Linked DNA regions of Homo sapiens: all the other regions are linked to region 2. A link is an interaction called in ENCODE POLR2A ChIA-PET data of the cell type or tissue named here. Cell type or tissue: A673. All regions are shown on one strand. Links, peaks and the distances in the headings refer to the core of each region. The heading gives the core; the rest is flanking DNA.

Evidence for each region. Peaks named below come from ENCODE experiments on the same cell type or tissue, not always from the same donor. Only the 100,000 strongest peaks of a DNase experiment are listed, where the experiment ranks them.
Region 1: POLR2A ChIA-PET joins it to region 2 with 5 read pairs; 2 of 35 experiments call an interaction of 5 or more read pairs at or near these places.
Region 3: POLR2A ChIA-PET joins it to region 2 with 5 read pairs; 1 of 35 experiments calls an interaction of 5 or more read pairs at or near these places.

The regions. Positions count from the first base shown.
Region 1 is chr16:24,011,700-24,017,853 of GRCh38, reverse strand. All of the region lies in intron 3 of PRKCB (protein kinase C beta), which reads right to left. Among named protein-coding and RNA genes, the nearest start is that of PRKCB, 180 kb to the right of the region's middle. RefSeq lists enhancers at 3,104-3,173, 3,284-3,403. In A673, for the core only: no CTCF peak of the experiment used is centred there; DNase peaks (open chromatin) are centred at 3,433 and 4,293; H3K27ac peaks cover 1,591 bases.
Region 2 is chr16:23,733,092-23,739,245 of GRCh38, reverse strand. No RefSeq gene overlaps it. Among named protein-coding and RNA genes, the nearest start is that of CHP2, 19 kb to the left of the region's middle. In A673, for the core only: a CTCF peak has its summit at 3,870 (motif pointing left); a DNase peak (open chromatin) is centred at 3,845; H3K27ac peaks cover 1,779 bases.
Region 3 is chr16:24,185,318-24,191,471 of GRCh38, reverse strand. PRKCB (protein kinase C beta) reads right to left here. Exons shown (of 17, transcript NM_002738.7): 15 at 5,905-6,012; 16 at 242-382. Among named protein-coding and RNA genes, the nearest start is that of MIR1273H, 15 kb to the left of the region's middle. In A673, for the core only: no CTCF peak of the experiment used is centred there; a DNase peak (open chromatin) is centred at 3,121.

The DNA of each region.
Region 1 (6,154 bases), core at 1,918-4,417, 280 kb before region 2:
TGGGGATGAAGTGGGAGGATCACTTGAGGCCGGGAGTTCAAGGCTACAGCGAACCAGGATCACACCACTGCACTCTAGCCTGGGTGACAGAGCAAGATCCTGCTTCCAAAACAAACAAACAAAAAAAGAAGAAATGTTCACTGTTATCATTAATTTTGCCTGTTTTAAAATTCAAGTTTGTTTCTTTCAAATTATTTGTAACAAATTTTCCTGTGTATTATTTAAGGATATTAACCCTTCACCTATGATATATGCAGTAAATGTTTTCCCAGTTTCTCATTTGCCTTTTAATTTTGTCGATGTTCTTTTTTCAACGTATAACGCATGTGCGTGTCTGTGTGTGTGTGTGTGTGTGCCTGCGTGTTTAATAAAGTGCAAATTTTTCCCTTTTCCTGTATGGTTTCTGTCTCTGCTGTCGTATTTAGAAAGTCCTTCCTGATATTTTCTGGTAGTCTTTTATGGTTTCACTTTTTTACATTGAAATCATCATTTCCCTTGGCATTCATTTTAGCATGAGCTCTCAAGAAAGACCTTTATTTCTACTCTTAATGTTTAGACAGCAAATGTATGAAATGCATCTTTTCCCTGCTGATTTGAAATGCCTCTTTTATGATACACGAATTTCTTATGTATTCTCGGCTCATTTTTTAATATTGTCTTATGCTCCACTGATCTGTCTCTCTCTCCCCACCGTTGCACCATACCATAGTATAAGCTCTTGGTATCTAGAGGCACACACCTTTATACCCACTGGCCCCTCCCCTAGCATTCCTGCTTACTTTCAAATTTTTCTTGGTTATTCTTATCCATGTATTCTCCCAGATTGTGCTGGAAATGCCAATCATTGGCTGCTTAACTTATTGACCCTTCTAGAAAAATTCCAACCTACAGCACCAGCTCAGTGGACAGTAAAGCATCTGACCTCATACTTCCAGCCAATGCTGAATAGACCAAGGTTGGGTCAGTGATATGAAATTTATGAAGGAAGAACTGGGCCAATCAGAATTTAGAATAAGGAATTGTGCAGAGCTGGGTGCTGTGGCTGAGCTAAGGGGTGAGGTGGGATGTGATATAGAACCACGGCTGCCAGGAGAAAAACAGATTGGGGGAGCTAGGGGTGGAATTCACATGTAATTTGAGCCTTCTTGTGTTTTTCCAGAAAAGATTTTTTCCCCCATAAACTCTCTTAGTTGGGGCCTAAGTATTTATTCCTAGGTATTTTACCTCTTTATTGCTATTTTAACTGGGATTTTTTCAAATTTATTTTAACTGGTTGTTGCTAAAATACAGAAAAGTTATTGTCATTTATATCTTTATTTTATAACCAGACATTCTTGGCAAAGGGTATTTGATTATTTTCTTGGGTCTTCTTGGTAGACAACATTTGCCATCCATGTTAAGCGAGTCTTTTCTGCTTGGAGATTTATACCTGTTGTTTCAACGAGTGATCTTAGTTCATTAGCCAGGCCAGCAGCTCTTAGCCCGGGTATGCCAGCCTCTGTAGCATACCTGAAAATGTCTTCCAGAGATGTATTTCTAGCTTTCACCATGACCACCCAGGCCGCTGGGTGAAACTCACAGCCGTGGTGAGCCACGATTTTGATGGGGAATACTGTATTCTCAAAACGTTGGTTAAAAGCTGGGAAGAAATGGTGACCTTGGGCCAGCTCTCTTGATGTTATCCCTAGTTAACCTTAACTGTCTAGGAACAACAACCCTAGGGGGAGCTAGGATAATAACCCTAGCGGTAGTTATCCCTAGGGGATAACAATATTTGTTTTGTGAGGTTCTAGGGAATGAATTACCCACAACCTTTAAAACAGCTGCCTGACACAGAGCAGGCACTCAATAAGTACAAGCTATTATTATTAACTATTAATTATTAATTATCACTGCTCAGGGCATCCCTGTGCCTACTGAGTTGTGACTTTTCCCAATAAACCTTATATATATTTCCACTTCTTGGACTTCAGTCTTGATTTCCTGTGCCAATTCCTTCTACTACAGCTATAAGCCATTCACTTATTTAACCATTTAGTCACCAAATATTCGTTGAGTACCTTCCCTATGTCAGTCTAGTTGGGGAAAACAATAAAGAAGCATAAACCAATGTACACTTCCAACAGCTGCAAAGGAGACACTCAGTGCTTAGAGAATTTACAAGGAGAGTGTCGGCTGGATAGAGTCAGGAGGGCTTCCCTGAGAAAATGAAGTTTAAGCTGAAATCTTAAGGAATTAGAGGGTGTAACCAGGCGATGGCCACCTAGCTGGGGCTCTGCCCCATGGGAAGGGAGTAACTGCTCCACTGCATGAGGTTCAGAGTCAACCCAGGTAGACCTGGCTGACACCACCCCACCTCCACCTGCTGGCTTCAGGCTCTGCCTCAACCCCCGTGACCTGTTCCCAGCTTGGACCCCTCAGCCAAAAGACCCTAGCCCCACTGAGAGGGAGTTTAGCATGAGATCAGGGGTCAGATTCTATAGCTGGAATGTGCAAATTCAACACCAGCTCTGGTAATTTCCAGTCGTGCAGCCTCGAGCAAGCTACTTGAGTTATATAAGCCTTGATTTTCTCACCTGTAAAATGGAGAGAAGAGCTGTCACATGGAGAGAAATGACAGTGCTGGAGCAGACACTTCAAGGCCAGACTGTCTGAGATTGACTCCCAACTCAATGACCTCCCAGCTGTGTGACTTTGGACAGGTTACCCAACCTCTCTGAGCTTCAGGGTCCTCATCTTTAAAATGGAAATAAGGCCAGGCGCGGCAGTTCACACCTGTAATCCCAGCATTTTGGGAGGCCAAGGCGGGCGGATCACTTGAGGCCAGGAGTTCGAGACCAGCCTGGCCAACATGGTAAAACCCCATCTCTTCTAAAAATACAAAAATTAGCTAGCTGGGCATGGTGGCGGGTGCCTGTAGTCCCAGCTACTTGGGAGGAAGTTGAGGCAGGAGAATTGCTCGAACCCAGGAGGTGGAGGTTGCAGTGAGCCGAGATCATGCCATTGCACTCCAGCCTGGGTGACAAGAGCAAGACTCTGTCTTAAATAAATAAATAAAAGGAAATAATAATCACACTAAATCCTCATAGGATTATGAGAATTTAATGGATTAATATTTGTAAAAGACTCAGCACAGTGCCTGGCACATCATATATACACTATGCAAGTGTTTGCTGAATATAATGAGCCTGCTTTCTAGATGTGTACAGATTAATGAAATCACAATGATGATGCTTAGCTTGGCACAGTGACTGGCATGTAGTATCCATATGACAAATGTTAGCTTAGAATAAAAATGACATCTGTGATCTTGGGCAAGTCACTGCCATGGTCTGGTCTCAGTTCCTCCTTCTGAAAACAAAGGGGTTAGGCTTGGTATTCCCCAGGGGGCCTTCGAGTTCTGGTGGAGGCTGTTCACAGAGTGAGCCCCACCTCTTCCTGTGCAGGCCGGGTTGTGCATTCATTGCTCAGGGTGTACAGTAGTTTCAGGGAATAGTCACATGGCAACGGATCACACCCACATTATAAATAAATCCTCCATCACCCACAAAACCACACCCATCTCCTCCCCTCCCCACCCCTCTCCCCCTGCAGTGCCGTAAGCCAACTAAGGGAAGTGGTCTGAGCACCCCTTTTTGCTAAGTGGGGGGTCCCGTAAATGCAAGATCACAACATAAGATTATTCAACTTGCAAAGCCGCTGCCAGCTTGGTTTCCAGGTGCAGCCCTGGATGCCCAGCTTCCTGACAGCACCCTCTGTCACAGAAGCTCTCAGCACACCCAAGTCTGCATTTCAGAAGAGCAGAAAGATCCTCTGTATAGAAGGACACGGTGAGTTTGTGAATTACAGAGGAGCCTCCCATTCCTGCAAAGGATGCTGCTGGAGCAAATGCCTGCCAGGTGGCCATCTGCACCGGGGACTCTGCACACAGCAAGTCCAGGCAGGCTCTGATCCTCATGACCGCTAGAAACAATGACCCTGAACCAGCAGGCCCGCATAGACAAGGGCCCTAACTGAGGAAGGTGAATTCTGTGCAGGCCAACTCTGATGTCTATACTTTTTTTTTTTTTTTGCAATTCCACATCTCACCTTTCATCTTTTACCAAGAACCTCACTAGGACGCCACTCTGCTGAACAGACAGGTATTGAAGAGCTATTATGTTCATGCAGCATCCTAGGTGTGGAGTGATCAAACAACGGATGCCAACCCCACCTTCAGGGATTTACAGATCCCAGCAGGGGGTAATAATTACTAGTGCAGTAACAGCTACCACATACAGCACTCACCATGTGCCAGGCACTGTTCCAAGCGCCTTACATATTATGAACTAATTTGATCCTCAACGACCATGTAAAACAGGTTTTTGACTATTCCTATTTTATAGGGGAGAAAACTGAGACACAGAGAAGTTAAGTAACTCGCCCAAGGTCACACAGCTAGTGATTCATTTTTATCCAGAATCTGGGTTCTTTGTCACCATGTAAGTAAATATTAGGTTGGTGCAGAAGTAACTGTGCTTTTGCCATTATTTTTAATTACTTTTAACTAATTACTATTGCACCATTATTTACAATAGCAAAAACCGCAATTACTTTTGCACCAACCTAATATTTAGATGTCCCTAAGATATGTGACAGCAAGAAGAGGTATGTGGTGTGCTGAGTACAAAATATTGGAAATGGGCCTGGTCAGGGAGGTCAGGAAGGGCTTCCCTGAGGAAGTGATGCTTGAGCTGCAGTCTAGAGGACCAGCGTGAGTTGACCAGGGCCCTTAACCCTGCATGCAACTGAGAGGTTCTGAATCAATCAGAGATTTGGACTTAGTTGGTCTGGAATGGGTGCAGACACTGCATTCAGTTAAAAAGCCCTGCAGAAGATTCTACAATGCAACTAGAATTGAGACCCACTGAACTCACAGGGAAGAAGAGAGAGAAGAGTATCTCAGCCAAGGGAGAAGTATGTGCAAATGCCTGGTGGCAGGATGAACAGAGGAGTGAACGAAGGTACTCAGAGTGGTCAAGCAAAGGCTGGAGGGACCCTGACGCCAGAGCACGCAGGGCCTCATGAGTAGGACAATCATATCCTGTATCTTCCAACAGGGACTCTTGTGAGGATGACAAGGGCACCAGCCTTGTGGTACGCTGACACAACAGAACAAACCAATTTGGTTTATAGGCAAGCTTGGCAGAGGAGGACGTATGTCCACCCTGCTTCGCAGCCACTTCAAAGAGTATTTACTTTGTCCCAAGAACAATGGGAAGCCATTGACATGTTTTCAACAAAGAGGATGACATGATCACATTTGGTTTTTAGAAAGGTGTGGAAAGGGTAGGCCAGTGAGACAGAGAGGAAGCAGGGAGACAGGACCAGAGGCTACTTGTCCAGAGAGGGTTAGTGGAGTTGAACAAGGGTCCTCTCAGTGAGGATGGGACATGGTGGCTAAGAGCAGGCTCTAGAGCCAAACTCAAATCCAGACTCTGCTTATTAGTTATGTGACCTGGCAAGTCAGTTCACTTCTCTGGGCCTCAGTTTCCTCCTCTATAAAATAGGTGTTAAAAAAGCATCTTTCTCATAGGGTGAGGATTAAATGAGTTAGCATATATCAATCACTTAGAACAGCACGTGGCATATGATAGGTGCTACATACATGTCAGCTATAATTATTTAGGAGGCACTATAGGATTTGGCCATGGAGAGAAAATGAGGGTGAAGGAATGTCTGGGAACACAGAGCAAGATGCCCCAAGAATTGATCACTGCTCAGTGGAATTTGGGAGATTCACAGTTAAGGAGTGAAAAGGATCAAAGACAGAAAGTTTCATGAGGAAAGGCTGAGATGCAGCATTAAGGAGTGAAGCCAGGACCTAAAGACCAACACTGAAGGCAAAGCAGGTTCAGGCCTCTGGGTCAAGCAAACATTTCTATGATATGCTAGGCACTGTTTTAACCTCTTTGCATAGGTTAACTTATTTAATACTCACCCTAAGAAGTAGTATATTATCATCTTCACCTTGTAAATGAAGAAACAGGAACAGAGAGGTCAAGTGACTTATTTAAAGTGCACAGCTAAGGTGGGACACAATGGTTCATGCCTGTAATCCCAGCACTTTGGGAGGCTAAGACCCATCCGGGCAACATAGCAAGACCCCATCTCT
Region 2 (6,154 bases), core at 2,386-4,885:
ATGAGTTTTTCTCCCGAATATTTTCAATCCAAGGTTGGTTGAAACCACAGATACAGAACCCACAGATATGGAGGGTGGCTATATTCAACTTGAAGAGATAATGCCCAACTGTTTTCCAAAGTATTTATATGATTTTACACTTCCACCAGCAATGTATATGCATGCATTCTATATATTTCTCATCCAAATGCTGGGGATTTGTTGAAGGAAATGAAATACATTATAAAGAACGTATTTTAGTATAAGGATCAGAGGAATTTCATGGAAACCTAGAGCAAGAAGTTCAGCTAACCAGCTACCTGGCACTCTGGCTCTCTCTTGTTCTCTCTCTCTCTGTCTGTCTGTCTTTGGGTGCAGATCATCTCCCTCTCTGCTTCTCTCTTTCTGGGTATTTCTCTTTTTTCTCTGTAAGTCAGTGTCCTCTAAAAGGCTCCCACAGTCCGTCTCCTCCGTAACTTGGACTTGCCCTTGACTTAGTGCCTGGGTGCAGTGGTTCATGCCTGTGAGCCCAGTACTTTGGGAAGCCGAGGCAGGAGAATCCCTCAAGGCTAGGAGTTTGAGAACAGACTGGGCAACAGTGAGATCCCATCTCCTAAAAAAAAACAGAGTTGCCCTTGACTTTGGGTTCCACAGCATCAACTCTGACCCAGATCCTACAGTATCTTACCACTCCAGGGTTCCCAAACCCGCTCGCCATCAATTCAGATTTTAAAGAGAATAGATCTACTTGGCTTAGCTGGGATCAAGTGTCCACGCCTGGTCCAATCAGCGGAGTCCAGGAGTTCAAGACCAGCCTGGCCAACATAGAAAAACCCTGTCTCTACTAAAAATACAAAAAATTAGCTGGATGTGGTGGCACACGCCTATAATCCCAACTACTCAGGAGGCTGAGGCACGAGAATCACTTGAAACCAGAAGCAGTGAGCCGAGATTGCACTAACGCACTCCAGCCTGGGTGATAGAGCAAGACTGTCTCAAAAATAAATAAGTAAACAAATTCATACATACATACATACATATATACATACATACATACATACATACATACATACATAAAACTAAGCATCTAATTTGACTTCAGCCTTAAGAGAAACACAAATTAAAATTACACGGAGATACCATTTTTAATTTCTGAGAATAGAAAAAAGAATTCTGAAGTTGGAAAAATATACTGGTGGTGAGGCTCTCAGGACCTAGGCACTCTCATTTCAGTTTCTCCCTGTAGAGGGTTGTGTTCATTGGTATAACTCCTGCAGAGGTCATGTGGATACTATCCATTAAAATCCCAAATATATTATATGGACTCCTAGACTCAGCAATCCAACTTCTAAGAATTAACCCTACAGAAACACTCGCATGTTTGTAAAATGATATGTGCACAAGGTTATCTGATGCAAAATTGGTTTTTTACCTAGCCAAAAAAAAGAAAAAAAAGGAAACAGAAACCATCCAAGTGTCCATCAGGTTAAATAAAGTACAGTACCATGAAATAAAATGAAGCTGTAAGAAAGAGGGAAGGAGAGAGAAGAAGGAAAGAAGGAAGGAAGGAAGGGAGGGAGGGAGGGAGGGAGGGAGGGATGGAGGGAGGGAGGGAGAGAGGGAGGGAGGGAAGGAGGGAAGGAAGGAAGGAAGGAAGGAAGGAAGGAAGGAAGGAAGGAAGGAAGGAAGGAAGGAAGGAAGGAGGGAAGGAAGGAGGGAAGGAAGGAAGGAAGGATGGAAGGAGGGAAGGAAGGATGGAAGGAAGAAAGGAAGGAAGGAAGGAGAGGAAGGCAAGAAAGAAGGAAGGGAGAAACCTTTCTACAAACTCATATAGGAAGATCTCCAAGATATGTCACATGAAAAAGCTAGTTGTAGAACAATATGCATGATTGTGAATAATATGCTATCTTTTCTGTTAAAAATACAACAGAATGTGGCCAGGAGCAGTGGCTCATGCCTGTATTCCCAGCACTTTGGGAGGCCAGGGCAGGTGGATCACTTGAGGTCAGGAGTTCACGACCAGCCTGGACAACATGGTGAAACCCTGTCTCTACTAAAAATACAAAAATTAGCTGGGTGTGGTGGTGCACACTTGTAATCCCAGCTACTCGGGAGGCTGAGGCAGGAGAATCACTTGAGCATGGGAGGCAAAGGCTACAGTTACCCGAGATCGCACCACTGCACTGCAGCCTGGGTGACACAGTGAGACTCCATCTCAAAAAAATAAAAAACAAAAAAACCAGAGAATACCAAGAAAGTACATATCTATATATACATACATATGTGTATATATTTGCATAAATAAATCCAGAAGATGCCTAAGAAACTTATTTAGGAATGTGGGAGGGCATGGTGCATTTAGATGAATAGGGAGCAACAGTTAGAGAGAGTTCACACTTTGTATGTTTTTATATGGTTAGGTTTGAAACCATGTGAATGTATTACTTACTCAGAAATTAAATTAGGCCAGGCGCGGTGGCTCACGCCTGTAATCCCAGCACTTTAGGAGGTAGAGGCGGGTGAATCACAAGGTCAGGAGATCGAGACCAGCCTGGCCAACATGGTGAAACCCCGTCTCTACTAAAAATACAAAAATTAACTGGGTGTGGTGGTGGGTGCCTGTAATCCCAGCTACTCGGGAGGCTGAGGCAGGAGAATCACTTGAACCTGGGAGGCAGAGGTTGCAATGAGCTGAGATTGTGCCACTGCACTCCAGCCTGGCAACAGAACAAGACTCCATCAAAAAAAAATTAAATTAAAAAAATTCAATCTAATGTAAAAGAAAAAAACTAGTATCCAGGACATAAAGACAAATCTCTATATGCTGGGTGTGGTGGCTCATGTCTGTAATCCCAGGACTTTGGGAGGCTGAGGTGGAAGGATCACTTGGGTCCAGGAGTTTGAGACCAGTGTGGGCAACATAGCAAGACCTCCATCTGTATAAAAAAAAAAAAAAAAAACTTTAAAAATTAGCGGAGCTTGGTGGAACTTGCCTGTTGTCCCAGCTACTTGGGAGGCTGAGGTGGGAGGATTCACTTGAGCCTGGGAGGTCGAGGCTGCAGTGAGCCATGATCACACCAGCCTGGGCAACAGGGCAAGACTGTATCTCAAATTGAAAAAAAAAAAAAATCTACAATTTGAAAGCACAAATATTTTCTACCATTAACAAACAAACAAAATAAAACAGTATTTTTAATAATTAACTCCATCATTATTTCATCCTTAATTTCATCCATAATTAGCTTGAAACTCAAAATAATTATGCCGAGTGAAAGAAGCCAGACAAGAAAATAATCCATAGTGTACAATGCCATTTATACAAAACTCTACAAAATGCAAACTAATTTATAGTGACAGAAAGCGGATTGGTGGTTACTCAGGGATAGAAGAGCAGAAACAGGTGAGGAGTAGTTACAGAGAGGCAAAGAAAACCTTTGGGTCTGATGGGTGTGTTCACTATCTTGATTGTGTCATGGTTTCATAGGTGTGTGTGTGTATGTGTATATATATATCAAAACTTCTCAAATCATGCTCTTTTATATGTGCAATTCATTGTCAATTATGCCTCGATAAAGCATTTTAAGAGTTCATTTTATTTTTTCATTCTTAATTTCAATTTTATTATGTTTTATGATATAACAAATAGGACCAGAATTATGCGTACAACTTATAAATAATTATATATATATATATATATATATATATATATATATATATATATATATATATATATATATATTTGAGGGTGCAGGTTCAAAAATTTCTCACTGAAAGAGGCGTGTAATCACAAATGCGTGGCAACTACTGGTTGAAGCCAGTTTCAAACCCAAATACAGAAGCGAAGCCCACATGTTTAACTGCTACACTCTACTGCCCCCCGCTGGAAGTAGGTTTTGCATTAGGCCTTTAATTGGCTCCTCTGGGTTAATGTCACCAATTTAATGAGGAAAGATTTTCCAAAGATCTACTTAGAACCAAACCCTTCTGAACCACACACACACACACACGCACACACACACACACATAGCAGGAAACAGCCCCAGATCTTTCTGCCACACCAGCCTCGAGAGAGAAGAGAGGAACCATTCAAAGCTGTGAAAGAGAAAAAACAAAAACGAAACCATCAAGCCAGAGTCCAAACTTTCCCTAACACCTTGAATGGCCCCTCAGGAGGCCACGGATGGAAAGGGGTCTTCCCTAGAGGCCAACATTCCTCTTCACACTTTCTCCAGGTAAATAAAAGACTTAACACTAAGCCTCTAGCCAGGCATGGTGGCTGATGCCTGTAATCCCAGCACTTTGGGAGGCCGAGGTGGGAGGATTGCTTGAGCCCAGGAGTTCAAGATCAGCCTGGGCAACATAGCAAGACCTGTCTCTACTAAAAAAACATACGAAAATTAGCCGGCCGTGGTGGTGTGCACCTATAGTCTCAGCTACTCGGGAGGCTGAGGCGGGAGTATGGTTTGAGCCCAGGAGGTCTAGGCTGGAGTGAGGTGTGATCATCCCACTGCACTCCAGCCTGTGGGACAAAGCGAGACCCTGTCTCAAAAAAACAAAGCAAGGCTGAGCACGGTGGCTCACGCCTGTAATCTCAGCACTTTGGGAGGCCAAGGCAGGTGGATCACTTGAGGTCAGGGGTTCAAGACCAGCCTAGCCAACATGGCGAAACCCCGTCTCCACTAAAAATACAAAAATTAGCAAGGCGGGATGGCATGGGCCTGTAATCTCAGCTATGTGGGGGGATGAGGCAAGAGAATCGCCTGAATCCAGGAGGCAGAGATTGCAGTGAGCCAAGACAGCGCCACTGCGCTCCAGCCTGGGCGACAGAACAAGACCCTGTCTCAAAACAAACAAAACAAAAGCCAAACCTCTTGTCAGCCAGAGAGCCAGAGAGCCAGAGTTGCAAGGGAGAATTGCCAGAATAGAACTATTCTGACTGTAGTCTGGAGAGCTACTGTGAGTTCTGACAAAACCCACGGGCAGACCCTTGAGGACCTTACGAGTGTCTCTTTACTGGGTTTTTTTGTTTTGTTTTGTTTTGTTTCGTTTTCAGATGGAGTCTCACTCTGTCGGCCAGGCTGAAGTGCAGTGGCACAATCTTGGCTCAATGCAACCTCCGCCTCCCAGGTTCACGCCAGTCTCCTAACTCAGACTCCCAAGTAGCTGGGATTACAGGTGCCCACCACCACGCCGGGCTAATTTTTGTATTTTTGGTAGTGACGGGGTTTCCCCATGTTGGCCAGGCTGGTCTTGAACTCCTGACCTCAGGTGATCTGCCTGCCTCGGCCTCCCAAAGTGCTGGGATTACAGGTGTGAGCTACTGTGCCCGGCCATCTTTATTGTTGCTTCCAAAGACTTCTAAAGTGAGTGAGCTCATTGCTTCAGTTTCAGCCACACTATGACACACAGCCAAGAACTCACCTCCAATCCAGTTCCCATTTCAAATAATGTTCTATGAGGGGATCCACCCACACCTGGGATCTAGTCTGCAGGATTAGGCAATGCACCCAGGATAATCCCAGAGCCTAAGTAGACAGTTCCATGATCCGAAATAAGCCACCACCCTGCAAATGTTACCACTATTATCATCAGTTTCGTGCTTCCACCGAAATCTAAAACTCACAGCCAAATCATTCCATCCTAAGGAAATGAAAAGAAAAGAAAACAAAACAAAACAAAAACATGTCCAAAGGATTTTCTCTGAAATGCAATATAGCACAGAGGTTAAGAACTTCAGATTTGAAGTCAGATCACCAAGGTTCAAAGTCTGGCTCTTTATTTTATTTATTTATTTATTTTTCTTCTTAGACACAGGGTCTCACCATGTCGCCTAGGCTGGTCTTGAACTACTGGGCTCAGGCAATCCTCCCCCTCGGGCTCCCAAAGTGCTGGGATTACAGGTGTGAGCTACCATGCCTGGCCCTGGTTTTGTTGTTGTTGTTGTTGTTGTTGTTGTTGTTGTTGTTGTTGTTGTTTTTGAGACTGGCCTGCCTGGTTCTATAATTTATTTTTTTGTTTGTTTGCTTGTTTGTTTGTTTGTTTGAGATGGAGTCTTGGCCCTGTCACCAGGCTGGAGTGCAGATGCCCTATCTTGGCTCACTTCAATCTCCGCCTCCCAGGTTCAAGTGATTCTCCTGCCTCAGCCTCCCAAGTAGCTGGGATTACAGGCGCACGA
Region 3 (6,154 bases), core at 2,139-4,638, 450 kb before region 2:
AATCGAAGAAACAAAAATTCAATAGGCATCGTCGTTTCCATCTTTATAGAGACTAAGCTGGGCCAATGGAAAATGTCCATCTTAGTAACCAGTGATTTTGTGCATATGTGTGAATACATACACCCATGTTCCAGTAGACACATTGACGTCTACCCCTCAGGGAGCATTTGGAAAACATGAGGCACAGGCAAGAATACCTTGTGTGTGAATACCCGGCAGTCAGAGAGAATGGGCTACTTACAGCTTTTGGCTTATAAGGGGGCTGGATCTCTTTGCGTTCAAGTTTCTCCCAATCAATATACCGGAAAAATGCATGCTCTTTGATATCACGTTCGCCTTCAGGTCCACAACCCAGACGTTTGCCTGGGTGTTTGGTCATCAGCTTCGAGAGAAAGAAAAACATTGAATTTGCTGAGTTTCAGAAGAGGAAATGTAAGACACTCAGAAATTATTACTCCAATGCATTAGGAAAGAAAGCGCAAATGAAGAATCTCAACTCATTTTTGTTTTTTGCTTTTTATCCCAGCAAAAAATCCCAGCCAGGAATTTGCAGGAGAGGACCTGATAATAGGACCCACTGCCAATCATCTGTTATGGTTAATCAAAACGAAGCCTGAATGTGGCCGTGAACTTCAAGTTAGAAATGCCACATGAGGGCCAGGCACAGTGGCTCACACCTGTAATCCCAGCACTTTGGGAGGCCTAGGCGGGCGAATCACAAGGTCAAGAGATTGAGACCATCCTGGCCAACATGGTGAAACCCTGTCTCTACTAAAAATACAAAAATTAGCTGGGTATGGTGGCACACACCTGTAGTCCCAGCTACTTGGGAGGCTGAGGCAGGAGAATTGTTGAACCCGGGAAGCGGAGGTTGCAGTGAGCTGAGATCGCGCCACTGCACTCTACAGTCTGGCGACAGAGAGAGACTCCATCTCAAAAAAAAAAAACAAAACCAAAAAAACAACCAAAAAAAAAAAAACAGAAAGAAAAAAATAAATGCCACATGATCCATTTATCCATTTTGGTTTAAGAATAAGTTTTGTGCAATTACCAGTGCATTTAATTAGGACAGTTTCAATATCTTCAAACTTCCCTCCTCCCACAACAAGAAAACTGGAGTTTGACAAAAGCAAAGGCTACATTCATTCAGATACCATTTGCATTTCTCAGTAAAGCACTTGCAAAAATGACAAAACAGAAGAAAAAGTATTAGTCAAAGGGGCCCAAGTTTCAAGTAATTACTTTCTGAAAGCCCATTAAATAGTCAAAACCTAGCCCAGCTCATTTCCCTTGTATCATACATTACACACAAAGCCGCTGAGGTTTCTTTGGTGTTCCGTTTAAATTACTTAATTATCAAAACCCTCCATCTTTGGGTCTCTGAGTGCTAAATAACAAGATGAATAGATGCGCCAAGATGAAACCAGACAGGCTTCCTCTTGTAAATGAGTCCAAAGCAGCATGAAAATATCTCTGATCTCAAGACTTGAGCAAATGCACAGGGAGTAAAGACAGAAGAGTTGGTGATTAATTAAAAAAAAAGAAAGAAGCATACAAGTCCAAAAGCTTTCCAGAGTTGACATCACATTGAGAAGCCCATGATGGCAGAATCTTCTGCCCAGGACTTGCTGATGATGGGGAAGGAATGAACCCAGAAATTCATTCCTACACTGTTGGACAGTCACTCAGCCTGTTGCCCCCTCGCAAGATAATTTGTGGTCTCACACACAAGCATGTACTTGTCATATAAAGTGTATCCTCCAGGGTGGGGAAATTAACTGAGCACTTACATTCTAAGCTAGCTACTTCTTTTTTTTTTTTTTTTTTTTTGAGACGGAGTCTCACTCTGTCACCCAGGCTGGAGTGCAGAGGCGCGATCTCGGGTCACTGCAAGCTCCACCTCCCGGGTTCACGCCATTCTCCTGCCTCAGCCTCCCGAGTAGCTGGGATTACAGGCGCCCACCACCATGCCCAGCTAATAATTTTCTTGTATTTTTAGTAGAGACGGGGTTTCACCATGTTAGCCAGGATGGTCTCGATCTCCTGACCTCATGATCTGCCTGCCTCAGCCTCCCAAAGTGCTGGGATTACAGGCAAGAGCCACCGCGCCGAGCTGCTACTTCTTTATTTACATGCATGAGCTTCCCTGATCATCATAATAACCCAATGAGGTGAGTATACTATTTTTCCCATTTGAATAAAAAGGCAATGAACACTCAGAGAAGTTGAGGAACAGTAAGGACTCCAGAGAGGAAGTGGTAGAGTCAGTAAGAGCTGGGTGCAGACTCCACCTCTGCCTAGCTCTAAAACTTGGGCTTTTAAGAAAAATGGGAGTGCATTTCACACGTGGTTTTCTCAGGAATTTTTGTGGCCTGGCTTTGTCAGGAGAGGTTTATGGAGGGTGAGGAAATTGAGCCAAGGCTTGACATTTGTGTAAGATTAGGATGGGAGGAAAGAAAGGGCAGTGAGGTTTTGGTTCACACTGATAATAACATCAATAACGGCTTCCGTGTACTGAGTATGACAACATCATATGCGTTCAGGCTCCGTGCTAAAGGCTTCCCGGCCATTACCCATTACTCTTTAAACTTTGCAACAATACTCTAAGGCCTCAGCAACTATTATCCCCCATTTTCCAGGTAAAGGATGTGGGTGCAGAGAAGTAAAGTCATCTGCCTAAGGTCAAACAGCTAAGGAGCAGGGCAAGGCTTTGAACAGCTCTGCCTGGCTCAGGACTCTTATAGCTTTATGTTCAGTCTCAGCTGTTCAGTGTCTGCTGGTTTTCACCCTAAGGTCCTGTCTATTTGGGCTTCTGTTTGCTTCAAGTTTGTTCAAAGTGGGAATAGCCATCTGAGTAAGGTTTTACTAATTTTTTTTTTTTAGTAGAAAATCGGGCCTTTAAGGGAATGGACATATAAAGGACACTGCTTCAATTAAACAGGTGACTGTTTTCAAAAGCTCAACTGAATTTCTGTCTAAGCAGGAGGATGCCAAGCAAAGAAAAGGTACTGCAAAAACATCCAGCATTAATTCGGAGTCTCTGCCCAGTTCCCGCACTCTGCTCTAATGTGCCCGAAGCCATGTAGACAGCTGGATTTAATCACTGTTCCAATCTCTGATCACCTCCCAGACGTATCCCCTGGGGCTCGCTGTTCCAGAGGAAGCATTTGGCTGTTTGCTTGAGCATCACTCGTTTTTGGAGTACCCTCCTTGAAGGAAGAGCCCCATTGGACTCAGCCCACTCAATTAATAATGGTCCCCAAACTCAATAGTAAGAGAGTCACCCCAGTTAATCATGAAGGTTATGGGTCCTGAATTAATAGAAAACGGCTCTACCAGGGAAACTGCTAATTGGAGCAGGAGCTGAAGGCAGCTGACCTGGAAAATGCTCTTTCCTCCATGACCCATTTAGAACCCCCAGCTGTCCAGGCAGGGCGGGCGTGTGAAGGGGAGGACCCTGTGGATGTATTAAACACCTACTATGTGCCCACATCATGCAAGGAGCTTTCTCTTATGTTATCTCATTTAATGCTCTCAAAAACTCTTTTCAATGAGTACTACTATTCCATTTTTTAAAATAAACAGAAGCCCAGAGATGCAAAGGAAGTGGCTTAAGATCTTGCACCTAGGCTGGGTGCAGTGGCCCATGCCTGTAATCCCAGCACTTTGGGAGGCAGAGGCAGGAGGATCCCTTGAGCCTGGGAGATCAAGGCTGCAGTGAGCCATGATCACTCCACGGCACTCTAGCCTGGGCGACAGAGCGAGACATTGATAAAACAAAACAAAACAAAACAAAACAAAACAAAACAAAACAAAAACACCTTGTGCCTAGAAAGTAGAAGGGTCAAGATTTGCAAAGGGTCCCTTGATCTCCAAAATCCCCTACTTTAAAAGTTGCAATTCCAGGGGATGCAAACTCAAATGCCAAGAGGAACCTGGCAGATAACACAATAGCGTCAGCACTAGTAATAGTAATAATAACTTCCAAGGGGCTTGGAGCAGAGTGCCAGCCTCTATTCTAAGTGATTTACAGTATTCAGCTGTTTAGTCATCAAAGAACCCAATGTGGAGTGCTATTATTATCCCCAATCTGCAGATGCCGTCAAACAACTTCCCCAAGGTCCTGCGGCAATTAATGCCTGAACCAGGATTTGAACTTGGAGAGAATTGGCCAAATGAGAACGTCTGAGAATTACAGAGGGCAAGCTCCAACTACAGAGGGCCATGGTTTCCAATCCAGCTGACTGGTGCTTTGTAAGAATGACAGGCCAATGTGGCAAGATCTGATTTTTCAAGAGAAACCTGAAAGCTGAATGTTTTTGAGAAATCTCTGGATCCTTATATGCTGGTAATTATTAAACAAACTAAAAGCTCCAGGTACCACCTTCTCTCTACCCGCCCCCACCCTTCAATAACTTGTCTACGGGGGCCTGTGGAGGCCTTCGTGTGTGCCTTTTTTTTCTTTATGGGCTTTGCTTGGGTTCCTAATGCACCTCTGGGACTCCCCTCTCTATTCTTCACTTTCTTTCTCCCTGCCTCACACCCTCAAAGAAAATATTTTCAAGCAATTCACTTTAGATGTTCGGGATTGAGACTAATTCACAGGTGGTTTCCCCAGGGATACATGCATCTTAGCCTATGCAGCTGAGGTGCAAACCTTAGGTGATTCATTGAGAGTGGGAATTTAGGCAGTGTGACAAGGCGCTTTTAGGCTGAGAGGCTGGCCCAGCTATTCCAAACTGGGCCAAGCCTCAGATTGGCCTGCCTGAGTTTCCCAGCTTTCCTTCACCCAAGACAGTGCATCCAGCATCTGGCTGGGGTCAGGAAGAACAAAGTAGGGCATGAAAAGTCTGCAAGCATCCCACAGATCTAGGACTGGCAGCCCTGGTTTATTCAGACACACAGGTGGGAACCCACTGATTAAGGCACGGCCATGTTCTAACCTGTACCACTGGGTGGAGGGAGAGCAAATCCTTTATTAGTATATTATGTGTAGAACATATTTTCTGGGCGTCTAATTCTATTGCTTTCAGGCTTCCATCAGAGTTGAAAAATCACTTCATTTGGACAGTATTTTTAAAGGCAGTGGTCTGCAAGCCAAATGGAGACTTTTCCAAAATACTCATACCCAGACTTAATCTCTGGGGTAAGGCAGAAGCATGTGCATTCTGGTAAGGCACTTCGGGTTATTCTGATGGCTCCAAAGGTGAGGGTCGCTGATCTTTAGGATCTCACAGAAGTCACTGTGAGTATGCCCTGGTCCAACACAAGATGCAAAACAAACAATCCTTCCCCATAAACACACATCCTGCTTTCTTCACAGGTGCCCTGTGCATAAACCGTAGATGTCCAAGCGTGCATGCCCTTTTAGCCATTTGTGTGTGTGTCTGGGGAGAGGAGACAGTGGGATTTTGAGTACATTGAATTTCAGTCTGCTTATCTAGAGAATTCCTTAACCTCAACACGGCGTGGTATTTTTTAGAACAAAAGTTGCACGCTCTTAGTATTAACTAAACACATACAGCAGAGCAGGGCAAGATAGCCTGAGTTGTGCAAAAGACCTCTTGTGCCCTTTCCCATGACTTCCAGCTCTTTGACAAAATCTCTGTGCTTTCTACCTCATTCATTCAATAAGCATTCCCCTGTGCTGGTTCAGAGACTGCAGCCCAGCCAGCAGCAAGACGCAGCTGCAGGCAGCTCTCTACAGCACTTCTGTGCAAATCAGAAAAAAAGCTCTCTCTCCTCCGGGAGGTAGCAGCTCCACATCAGGGTTCTCATATTGGCAAATGGAGTGAAGGGTGGAGTTCAGGCTGTGTTCCCCCCTGGTGGGGTGTTCTTGGGCAAGGTACAGCCCACATGCCTTTATGTGGTGGTCCTGGTCACAGCTTTAAGAGATGCACTTACCCCTTTGCAGATGGCCACAGCTTCCTTGGACATAGACTTGGGATAGGCTACGTTGTGTTCCATGATGGATTGGAAGAGTTCATCTTCATCCTCCCCTTCAAAGGGTGCCTGTATGACAGGGGAGGGTGGGAGGAGAAGAATCCCTGCTTGAACCCTCCCCCTAGCTCCCCTCAACTGGCAGACCCTCCTCCCTGGGGCCCACAGTGAAGCCACACACCCAGGCTTTCAAATGACCACAGACTTGTATGAC